Linked DNA regions of Homo sapiens: region 2 is linked to region 1. Evidence: chromatin contacts called from ENCODE Hi-C or POLR2A ChIA-PET data. All regions are on one chromosome and are shown on one strand. Each heading gives the region's core, a stretch centred on a gene start or an enhancer-like site at or near the end of the contact. The rest is flanking DNA. Distances are from core to core; before and after follow the strand shown. Region 1 overlaps LOC124904307 (a long non-coding RNA gene). Region 2 has its middle 51 kb from the start of RAB27B.

Region 1 (5,767 bases), core at 3,163-5,662:
GTGTATGTTTTACAATAGAGGAAATTTGGAAATTCCTCCATGCCTGTATGTATGTATATACACTATATCTGTATAAATACCCAAATTAACACATATGTTTGGTTTTTTATATGATTCTACTTCTTATCAAATAAAATATTAGAACCTTGAGAAACCCTTTAAAGCAGCCATTCCCAACCTTTTTGGCACCAGGGGCTGGTTTCATGGAAGACAATTTTTCCACAGACAGAAGGGAGGGGGATGGTTTTGGGATGATCCAAGTGCGTTACATTTGTTGTGCACTTTATTTCTATTATTATTACATTTTAATAGATAATGAGGTAGAATCAGTGGGAGCCCTGAGCGTGTTTTCCTGCAACTAGACTGTCCCATCTGGGGTGATGGGAGATAGTGATAGATCATCAGGCATTAGATTCTCATAAGAAGCATGCAACCTAGATCCCTCGCATGCGAGTTCACAGTAGCGTTCAGGCTCCTGTGAGAATCTAATGCCGCTGCTGATCTGACAAGAAGCAGTGCTCAGGCAGTCATGCCAGTAGTGGAGAGTGGCTGTGAATACAGATGAAGCTGCACTCCCGGGCCCGCTACTCACCTCCTGCTATGCGGCATGGTTCTTAACAGGCCAGGGACTGGTTCTGGTCCATGGCCTGGGGACTGGGGACCCCTGCTTTAAAGGATATGTTGATGCATCCATGAAGAAAAGGGAATAACAAGCAGAGCTGGGTCTCAGTGGTTTGGAAACAAAATCTTCCTCTTTGCATATTTAATTCTTAGATGTCTGGACCAGTTCTTTCAAAGTCTGCTATCTAGGTTATAAATTACCTGTTCAGAGAGCTAGGCTGCTATCTTTGTGAAAGCTGTTTGATAAGTCTAGATAGTTGTTTGGTGGTTTTTCATTTTATTTAGTTATTTATTTATTTATTTTGAGACAGAGTCTCAGTCTGTCTCCCAGGTTGGAGTGCAGTGGTGCGATCTGGGCTCACTGCAACCTCTGCCTCCTGGGTTCAAACAATTCTCCTGCCTCAGCCACCTGAGTAGCTGTGATTACAGGCGTGTGCCACCATACCCAGCTAATTTTTGTATTTTCAGTAGAGACAGGGTTTCACCATGTTGGCCAGGCTGGTTTCCAACTCCTGACCTCAAGTGATCCGCCCGCCTTGGCCTCCCAAAGTGTTAGGACTACAGGCATGAGCCACCGCGACCCAGCCTACATAGAGAGCTTTTGAATTGAGTGTCTCTTTGTCCACTAAGTGCTTCTTGGACAACATTCAGTGGTCTGATTACTAATAGACAACCAAAGTTTGTTTTTCTTTTCATTCTTCCAGATAGAAAATGATATAAACACTAAAATACTATGGCAGATGAAAACGGTCTCTCTAGAAGAGCCCTAGGCTCACTAACATTCAACATGTTGCTTAAGTGAGACAGTGTTAAAAAACAATGCACGTAATCAAGCCCTCTTTAGTTAGTTGCATTTATTTCCCCATCCGTTGTTTAATTTGAAGAGTGGCTTTTAATTTCGTGAAAGGATAGAAAAGTAGACCCTTGGAAATCCTAGGGGAGCAAGCAGGGCTGGCTTGATGAGTATGTGACGTAGGCAGTCACATAGGGCTCAACACTTGATTTCATATTCTGCTCTTGTCTTGAAATTCTTAATTTTTTAACAAGGAAGCCCCATATTTTCATTTTGCCCTGGACCCCAGAAAGTATTTAGCAAGTGCTGGAAATAAAGAAGAGAAGCAGCACTAAAAAGGACACTCATAAAACACCTGTATATCAAGCACAGGGCTAAAAGCTTGAAACAGGTCATTTCATTCAATATAATAGCCCTAGAGGGTAGATGTCAGCATCCTCATTTTACCAAAGATGAAATAGCCTAGGAGAGATTAACATGCTTGCTCAAGGCTATGAATCTAGTAATGGCAGATCCACTTTTCAGAATTTTCCACAGTGAAGAATTCATTAATAATGTTTTCTCCATATAGGAAATCAATTAGCTCTGACCATTTTCCTCACTGCTTCAAACACCAGACGGCTGGTAGTGGGGAGAATAAACATCCCTCAAAGGTATTAAGAGGCACGAAAATAAAATTTATATAAGCTAACGTGTCTCATTGTTTTGGAATGTTTTAGGAAAAAAGGATTTTGGGGTTTGATTCTAAAAATCCCTACTCCCAGTTTTAATTAATAGGATCTAATCTAGAATAACTTCAGGAAATAGCTGTCTTGAGCTTGGGTCATAACTGTATATTTAAGTGCCAAATGAAGAAAACAATTTCAAGGCAGAATAGACATAGTTAATTAAATAATATTATGGTCAAACAAAATTTATGGAGGAGCATGGATTTACAGAGCGTGGCTAGTGGATAAAGAAGCTGGAGGCATTTTAGAGCTTCAGAAGTCAAGACATGCCAACACGGTGGCTCACATCTGTAATCCCAGCTACTCAGGAGGCTGAGGCAGGAGGATTGCTTGAAGCCAGGAGTTTGAAGCTTCAGTCATGTATGATTATGCCACTGCACTCCAGCCTGGGCAACAGAGCGAGACTCCATCTCCAAAAAGAAACAAAGAAAGAAAGTCAGCACATTATGAACTTAAATACATTTAAAAGGATAAGCATGAACTCCCATGTCAGTGGAGGGTAGGAAATAGGCATCAGTGGTTACTTCTCTCCTCTTAGCCAAATTGGCCACATATGGCTCAGAGGAAGAACACTAGACAATGTTCAAGGTATTTCATATGAAGAATGTGAGGGTGTTTGTGTCTGTATTTTATGTTGGTGGGTGGCTAAGTGGGTAGAGTTGACCATGGAGTTAAAGGAGCAATTTGAATTGGCAAAGGCACAGAGGATTTGATTTTGTGAGGTCTTTGGCCTAACGCAATCGTTCTCAAGCAAGCTGATTTTGTTCCCTAGTGAATATTTGGCAGTGTCTGGAGATATTTTAGGTGGTCACATCTCTGTGTTGGAGCTCTGTGCTACTGGCATCTAATGGGTAGGGGCCAGGGATATTGCTGAACATCCTGCAGTGCAAAGACAAACCTTTATGACAAAGAATTATTCATCCCAAAGTGTCAATTGGTCCGTGGTTGGGATACCAGTAGTGTCTACACCACCTTGCTCCCAACTAGCCTCTTCAGATTAGGGTCTCCAGTTGTAATGAAGAATTGGTCTTCAGTTACGTGCTTTTAATTATAGATAGGACCAGGTTTGGTGGCTCATGCCTGTAATCCCAACACTTTGTGAGGCCAAGGCAGGAGAATGGCTTGAGCCCAGGAGTTTCAGACCAGCATAGTGAGACTTCGTCTCTAAAAAAAAGTAATAAAAAAAAAAATTAACCAGGCCTGGTGGGACATGGCTGTAATCCCAACTACTAGGGAGGCTGAGGTGGGAGGAATGCTTGAGCCTGGGAGGTTGAGGCTGCAGTGAGCTGTGATTGTACCACTGCACTCCAGCCTGGGCAACAGAGTGAGACTCTGTCTCAAAAAAAAAAAGAAACACACACACACACAAAAGAAAAGAAAAGAAAAGAAAAAAGGGTATAAAAGATGAAAATAAGTATTATTTAGTTGCTTCTCACTGTGGGAATTTACATTCTGATACTAAAAAACAAATGGTATGCATTTGCTGGAAAAGAAATTTAAGAAAAATATCCACGGCTTGGCGTGGTGGCTCACACCTACAATCCCAGCACTTTGGGAGGCCAAGGTGGGCTGATCACTTGAGGTCAGGAGTTCAGGACCAGCCTTGCCAACACAGTGAAACCCCATCTCTACTATAAATCCAAAAATTAGCTGGGCATGGCCCATAATACCAGCTACTCAGGAGGCTGAGGCAGCAGAATCACTTGAACCCGGGAGGTGGAAGTTGGCAGTGAGCAGAGATCCTGCCACTGTACTCCAGCCTGAGCGACAGAGACTAGGTCTCAAAAAAAAAAAAAAAAGAAAAGAAAAGAAAAGAAAAAGAAAAAGAAAAAATATCCACACTTTTATGGAGCTTATGAATTGCCCCTAGGGTGAAAAGCTAATGAGTCAGGAATAATTTGAAAAGCGAAGAGACTAAAACCAGAAAACACAGGCTTCAAAAGGTTAAAAGCAAACTATAATTATGCTATGCTGGCTGTAGTACAATGTACATGTCCTGCGGTATTTACTTACCTTTCATCCATGGGTCTCAAACCTTTTGCATGAACATTTCAAGTGTCCAAAGAAACCTTTTTTTTTTTTCCACCATCACATTGCACACCATAGCTGCAGATTGCAGTTTCAGGTTTACTCTGTGTAACCTAAAAGTATCTGCTGCACACCATGTGATTGGGGCTAAAAGAAGGTGTAAGAGACTGGAGTTTTTCTAACAGTCATCTTCTTGCTCTGACTTTTCTTTGTGGTGCTGTAAAAGTCTGATGAAAAGCCTGCATAGTCATTTCAGTAATGATATTTTAAATGTTGTTTGCCAGGGTGTGTGCTTAATGGACCTAGCCTCATCATTTTGGATGGAGAGAGGTGCAGACCAATATGATCACAATACAAGTCATTTGGTCCTAGTTTGTAAATAAAGTCTGCAAGGTTCAGCCATTGACAGAAAGAAACTACGTGGTGTCACGTAGAAGGTACAAGCAGATCAGTAGAGATCAGGTATACTGTTTTAAGTTTATAGACATTTAACTTTAATGAAACATTTTGTAAAGTACCTCTTTTTCTGATTGCAAAAGTAATACATTATTATTATAGAGAATTTGAAAAACATAGGACTTAAGAAAATGATGGAAATAATCTGTAATAATCCATAATCTTGATGCTCAGAAAACCATGCTTTAATCATTTTTTCACAAAGCATGACAAAAAGAAAGTTGCGGTTTTTTTTTTTTTTTTTTCCCGAGACAGAGTCTCACTCTGTCACGCAGGCTGGAGTGCAGTGGCACGATCTTGGCTCACTGCAACCTCCACCTCCCAGGTTTAAGCAATTCTCCTGCCTCAGCCTCCCAAGTAGCTGGGATTACAGGTGTGCACCACCATGCCCCACTAATTTTCTGTATTTTCCATGAATAAATTTGTGTATTTATTTACCAAACCACGAAAACCACTGTAAGATGCATTGCCTAAATAAATGACACAGAAAACGTTCTATCCATGTATTTGTTTTTAATGTTAATTCGAAGAACATGAATAAAGACAGTCTCAACTTCATCTTGGAAATGCTAACAAATTCAACTTAATAATCTCCATTTTTCTGGTTTGAGATTAATATAAACTCTCTATAAAGAAAAGTAATGCTTATATTTATAGGACTTTTTCTTACTGTTGCTTCAAAGACTTCATTGAAGTACTTATTGATCCTAAAATTACTGCTTCTGTGTCTACTTAAAAATTTTTTTTCTTCATATCCATTGTTTAAGAAATCTTACTAAAACAAAAAGGTATAAACCATAAAGTTAAAATCCTTCCTAATCCCCACTCCACCTTGAGGTGACCATTGCTAACAAAATTTGATACATTTAGGCTTTTATTTATAATATTCTTAGTATAAGGAAGACACAATGAAAAATATTCTAATTCACATGAGTGGGATCACACTATGTATACTATTTGCATTAGACTTTTTTACCTAGTATATCTTGAACACCATTTCCTTTCAGTGCACAAAAATGTACTGCATTCTTTTTAATGGCTACATTGTTTCACCAATTCCATAATCATGGACACTTATTTCTGATTTTTTGCTGTTACCAGTAATGCTGCAGTGAACATTCTTGTTCATATACCTTTGTGC
Region 2 (5,822 bases), core at 3,200-5,699, 510 kb before region 1:
TGAGGGGGAGGTTGTCTGGAGAGGGGAGACACGGTGAGGGGGAAGCAGTCAGGAGAGGGGAGACACGGTGAGGGGGAAGCAGTCAGCAAAGGGGAGACAGGGTGAGGGGGAAGCCGTCAGGAGAGGGAAGACAGGGTGATGGGGAAGCTGTCAGGACGGGCGGAGACGCGGTGAGGGAGAAGCTGTCAGGAGAGGGGAGACACGGTGATGGGGAAGCAGTCAGGAGAAGGGAGACACGGTGAGGGGGAAGCCCTCAGGAGAGGGGAGACACGGTGAGGAGGAAGCCGTCAGGAGAGGGGGGACATGGTGAGGGAGAAGCAGTCAGGAGACGGTAGAGAGGGTGAGGGGGAAGCTGTCAGGAGAGGGGACAGCCAAGGGGAGAGGCCTCAGAAGAAACTAACCCTGCTGCCATCTTGCCTTGGATTTCCAGCCTCCAGAACTATGACAAAGTAAATATCTGCTGTTTAAGTCACCCATCTGTAGTATTTCATTACGGAAGCCCTAGAAAATTAATGCAATAGGTCTTAGGTGGGACCCAATAATGTACATTTCTAACAAATTCCCATTGATGCTGATATCACTGGTCTGAAGAATTGCACTCTGAAGCCCACTGACCTATTTTTTCCAACTGAAGGAATAGCTTTCACATCCTGGACCTTTGTACGTTGCTGTGTAGATTCCTCCCTGGCTGTGCTGCACTTGAGTTTGGTCATGTCCTAGTAACATGAGGCATTAATCTTGGGATTCTGTCTGTGTTGTGTCCCACCGAGCAGTCTTGGGGATTTGTCCAACTCCCTCCGAGTCTCTGGATGTGGGATTCTCAATGGGATAATAGAAATTGTGTTCTGCTATGGAAGTGACTTCGTATTTTTTCCAAAACCTATACTTTTGATCTCAACACTAAGTAGGCTGCAATATAATGTAATATGTGGAAATGGGACCTGGGAATGGCACCATCAATAAGCTCTCTGGTTGATTCTTATATTGCTCAATGGTGAGGACCACAGCTACAAAATTTTGAAGATGAAGAAATAACCGCTATTTAAAACAATCTAGAATGACATAATTGGAGCCAACTAATTCTTGAAGTGTGAAAGGACTTAACTGCGCCAGGTACGGTGGCTCATGCCTGTAATCCTAGCACTTTGGGAGGCCAAGGCAGACAGATCATGAGTTCAAGAGATTGAGACCATCCTGGCCAACATGGTGAAACTCTGTCTTTACTAAAAATACAAAAATTAGCTGGGTGTGGTGGTGCGCACCTGTAGTCCCAGCTACTCAGGAGGCTGAGGCAGAAGAATTGCTTGAACCTGGGGGTGCAAATTGCAGTGAGCTGAGATCACGCCACTGTGCTCCAGCCTGGTGACAGAGTAAGACTCTGTCTAAGAAAAAAAAAAAAAGGACTTAACTGTATAGAAAGTAAAGAGAAAGAGATTCTAGGTTAGTAGAAGCTAGGCTGAACAAAGCAGAGAGGCAAGAAGTGCAGGATGCCTTTAAAGACCCTGCACAGATCATTTTTATTGGAAGAAGAATGGAAAGGAAGGAAATGAGGGCAGAAAACTGGGTTAAAGCAGAAGATGGCCATAAACAGAAAATAGTAATCATTTATGGCTTCAATTTACTGAGCATTTACTAAATGCTATACTCCAGGAGGACAGAATCATTCATCCCTAGAACCAAGCAAATTGTCTGGCACAAAGCAGAAGCTCAGTACAAATGGGCTCAGCGAAGAGATTCAAAGGCCTGTGTTAGTTGGTTTCATCAAAAGTTGTCTGCAGGTATTGTTATCTCCCTTTACAGGTTCACAGGGCTAATTAATTAACCCAAGTGTCAGAGGCAGATTTGAATGCAGAACTTTGTGACTCAAAGATCAGTTGCCTTCATTCATGCCATGCTCTTCCAGCTAAGGAGTCAGATTCTTATGCTGAAGGACGTGGAGAAACAGTGGAGGATTTGGAGAAAGAGAAATTGGGATTCAGGCAAGGTAGCCATTTTGGAGAAAAGATGATAAATATGGCTTTAAGGGCAAAATGCCCAAATGCTAACCCTGGAGCACCTTAGAGAAAGAAATGGCGATTATATTATTTATGAGGTGTGTCGAGAAAGGAGACATGACTTATTGGTAAGAAGGAAATTGCCAGGTCAACATTAGGCTGAAGATTTTTGAAAGAAAAACTACACATACATGTATAATTATGAAAAGCTGTAAATTGTTCCTTGTAACTTCACTTGTACGTTGAGTTCTCTAGCAAGTTGACTTTTTAAAAGTTTTCATTGCCTGACAATATTGCTTCCTTATATTTTTGCCGGAGACAATTAGTGAAAGTAAGAGCTAAATTAAGAGCAAAGGAAGAAGAGAAATAAAAAAGAAGGGGTGGGGGGGGAGAGAGGATGCCACTCTATTATGTCCGAAGAAGTACTTTAAAACTAGTTAATTTTAATTAAATTCATGAAGAAACTTGTTTTTTATTACAGCATAAAGGAAATAAGAAAATACACTTTGCAACTTAAATCTATGTTTCAGAAGATAAAATGGAAAATTAAGACAAGTAGTAAACAAAGTTTACAGCTAATGTTAAATACAGTCACCCTAAAGAACTGCAGCTGAGAGTACAGATAATTTACTTCCTGAGTACACAAACTGCATTTGCAGTTCTCTTCTCTGATTACTTAAAACAAAAGGTAAATCATTTCCATGCTGCTCCACACATCTCTCTCAAACCCTTCCAGTTTGTACTCTAAAACTCTCCACTGAATTTAAGCGCAGCTAGAGCTCAGGTGGAGTTTGCATGCACACTGGGCTGCAGAAATACTGCACCCATTTCTAACCCTCTAAGGATCAGTTTTCAAGTCAATGCATTTCTAGTAACATTTTCTCATTCACTACCTGCACCCATCCCTGTACCCAAGAGATCTAAGAGAACTGCAAGTTCTCTGTCCTGCCCAAGTACTTTCTCTTCCTTCTCACTCACTGTTAATTATTTACCATTCTTGATGCCCTTCTTTGCTTAAACAGACCAAAATTCAAATTCTTCAATCCTGTAACATTTCATGCATTTTATTAAAAAGTTATTGTAAATTTGAGGATTTCTCTCACATTTCCCAGAATGTATACAAATAAAGCATGCTTCTAAGCACCATATTTTTATGTGTGATCTATGTTATTGTGGTCAGATTTATTTATTATTTTAATTTTTTTTTGAGACCAAGACTTGTTTTGTCACCCAGGCCCAATACAGTGGTGCCATCTTGGCTCACTGCAACCTCTGCCTCCCAGGCTCAGGTGATTCTCCTGCCTCAACCTCCCGAGTAGCTGAGACTACCAGTGTGTGCCACCACACCCAGCTAATTTTTGTATTTTTAGTAGAGACGGTGTTTCGCCGTGTTGTCCAGGCTATTCTCAAGTGATTCACCAGCCTTGGCCTCCCAAAGTGCTGGGATTACGGGCATGCCTGACCATGCCAGGCCCGAGATTTATTCATTCATCAAACCTTCACTGTGTGACTGACATGGTGCTGGAGATAGTCTAGGCATTTTGGTCATAAACTTGAATAAGACTCCAGAGGTGTTCACAGTCCAAGAGGCAGACACACAAACCAACAACTGCAGAACATTGTTGACATGGCCCACACAGAAATCTGCACAGGGTATCATGGCAGCACCCACTAGAATCTATCCTCTGTGAGGATAAAGAAGTTGTCTGTTTTACGCACTGCTGGTTTTGCAATCTCCTAAAATGAGTGATGACTACTCTCTTCTGGATTGTCCTTATTATGATTCATTCAACCACAAGAGATGGAGGTTTCAGGAAACCCCCAGCCAGTTGGGCTTTACTGATCCCTGTTGCCTACACAACGCAGGGCTCAGTAATACTCAATATGAATCAGGCTGCTCCTGCTTTCTGCCTGAAGGTCAGAGGCTTGATTTTATTGAGGCCTCAGAAAAGGTTTGGTTTACTTGGTAGTTGGGGTGGAATAGAAAAGTGTGCGGAAGGGATGGAAGGCATCTCTGCCTCTAGCCAGGCTTTGCCTGCCTGAGCAGGAGACCATTTCCAGGATTATGGGCAAATTTCTTTCCTCATCAGAAACACTAACAGGCTACTTTCTATGACATTTTCTTAAAAAACAACAACAACAACAAAAAACACCGCCAAGCAAATTCAATTTAATTTGCAAACAAATAGGATTTATACACAGGAATTTGCAGATTCTACACATTCTGATTTTTGTACAACTCCAGCATCTTTTCCACAAGAGATTTTTGGTGGAGATGCCAGCAAGTCTTATAATTTTCCCATGATTATCTTATGACATCACCACACTTCCTGGTGCCTGGTGCACTGCAAGGCACCTAGACGCCCAGTAGGTGGATGATGTTGAATGACTGTGCCGAGGCTGACCATGAGCTGATATGAGTGACCGGTGCATTGGCAAGAGATTGGGGAATATTAGAAATTGGCTAGGTGACAAAGAGGGGAGTTTCATGAGCATTTCAGGAAGAGGCAGCAGCATGAGCAAGAGCTCTGAGTTGAGGCAGCATAGATGTGGAGGAAATTACAAGTAGTTTCATGGGAGAGGGATATAGAAGTTGATGAAGAGATAGACAAAGTTAGATTGCAGGAAACATCATATGTCAGATTCAATTCACTGCAGCAGATATTTATTCTGGGGTCAGACTCCATTTGGTACATATACATTAGTGGCATCCTGAAGGCCAGGAGGCAAAACATGACAATTGACAGAAATAGGAAGAGTTTCCGCATGATGAAATGACCGGTTTGTAGCCTGAGGCAGCAGGCTTTTGGAGACAAATCTCTGGACACATTTTCCTTGGCAATATGATGCCAAGAGGACAAAACTTAGGCCAAGAAATCTACCCTGTTTTCTGGAAGAGTAATGGCTGGAATATTGTTAATTTGGCATCAATTCCAGATTTAAGAATAAGGTCTGAAGCGCAGCTGCTCCATTCTATCATTTAGCTAATGGGAGCTTGAGGATTTGCCAGACATTGTTTCTGGGCCTTACACGATTTCAGAGCTGTTTTATGTTGATGCTGTGGTCATGGCCTCTAGGAAGATGCCACGCCAAAGAAGGGGAGACACAGTCCCAAGTTGTGCCTGGATGAGAAGCTGAACACCTGTTCTGAGGTCAGGCTCTCTGAGGAAGCAGTAGGAAGGACAGAGGCCAAGTTCCTCCCAGGATGCAAAAGCAGTGACTGATAGCTCCCGACAGCACACAGGCTTTTTTTGTGTTTATTCATTCATCCACTGAGCAGATATTAATTAGGTGCCAAGCATTTTTAAGGTATAGTTCTAGGCTCAGGGCTCAGGGGATGCAGCAGTGAACAAAACACAAGCAGCCTCTGATCCCGTGAGGGGAGGCTGAGAATATACAAATAAACATCAGCTACTTCAGATACAGGAAAGTTCTGTAAAGAAAACAAAGCAGGATAATGGGATAGAGAATGACCAAGAAAAAAGAAAAGATGCTATTTTACTGGCTTAAACAATTGTTGAACAGTGTTTCTTTATTACAGAATAGAAACAAAAGTGAAAATGAACAGTCTTGACCTCTCTGGATTGTAAAGGGAATTAAAAGGAATGTGTTTATGAAAGACTTAGCTATCTCTCTAAAATGCAATAAGCATCAATCATCAGTTGCTTACATTTTTACTGCCAGTTTTTAATGAGGATGAGGATATTCTAGAGGTTAAGCTCTCTTAACAGTAGTCAGGAGAACTGGCTTCAAAGCCTGTCAAATGCTCTGTGTTTGGATTCTGGTTCTACCCTGAAAACCATGTAACCTGAGTCAGTTACTTTATCT

Evidence for each region. A loop is a pair of places that touch in the nucleus more often than their neighbours do. ChIA-PET counts read pairs that join two places held with the same protein, here RNA polymerase II (POLR2A). Pooled maps may share reads with other maps.
Region 2: a loop to region 1 is called in a pooled map, with 8 times the contacts of the local background. The contact joins two enhancer-like sites. A Hi-C loop is called at or near these places in 4 of 50 pooled maps. POLR2A ChIA-PET finds 5 or more read pairs at or near these places in 2 of 52 experiments (SK-N-SH and WTC11).

Annotation. Positions count from the first base shown.
Region 1 is chr18:54,262,681-54,268,447 of GRCh38, reverse strand. All of the region lies in intron 1 of LOC124904307 (a long non-coding RNA gene), which reads left to right. Among named protein-coding and RNA genes, the nearest start is that of POLI, 4.0 kb to the left of the region's middle. RefSeq lists an enhancer at 4,401-4,450. Within about 2 kb of position 4,412, at least 2 of the 41 ENCODE cell types and tissues checked have a DNase peak (open chromatin) inside an H3K27ac peak, as active enhancers do.
Region 2 is chr18:54,774,423-54,780,244 of GRCh38, reverse strand. It overlaps a transcript of RAB27B not described here. Among named protein-coding and RNA genes, the nearest start is that of RAB27B, 51 kb to the left of the region's middle. Within about 2 kb of position 4,449, at least 8 of the 41 ENCODE cell types and tissues checked have a DNase peak (open chromatin) inside an H3K27ac peak, as active enhancers do.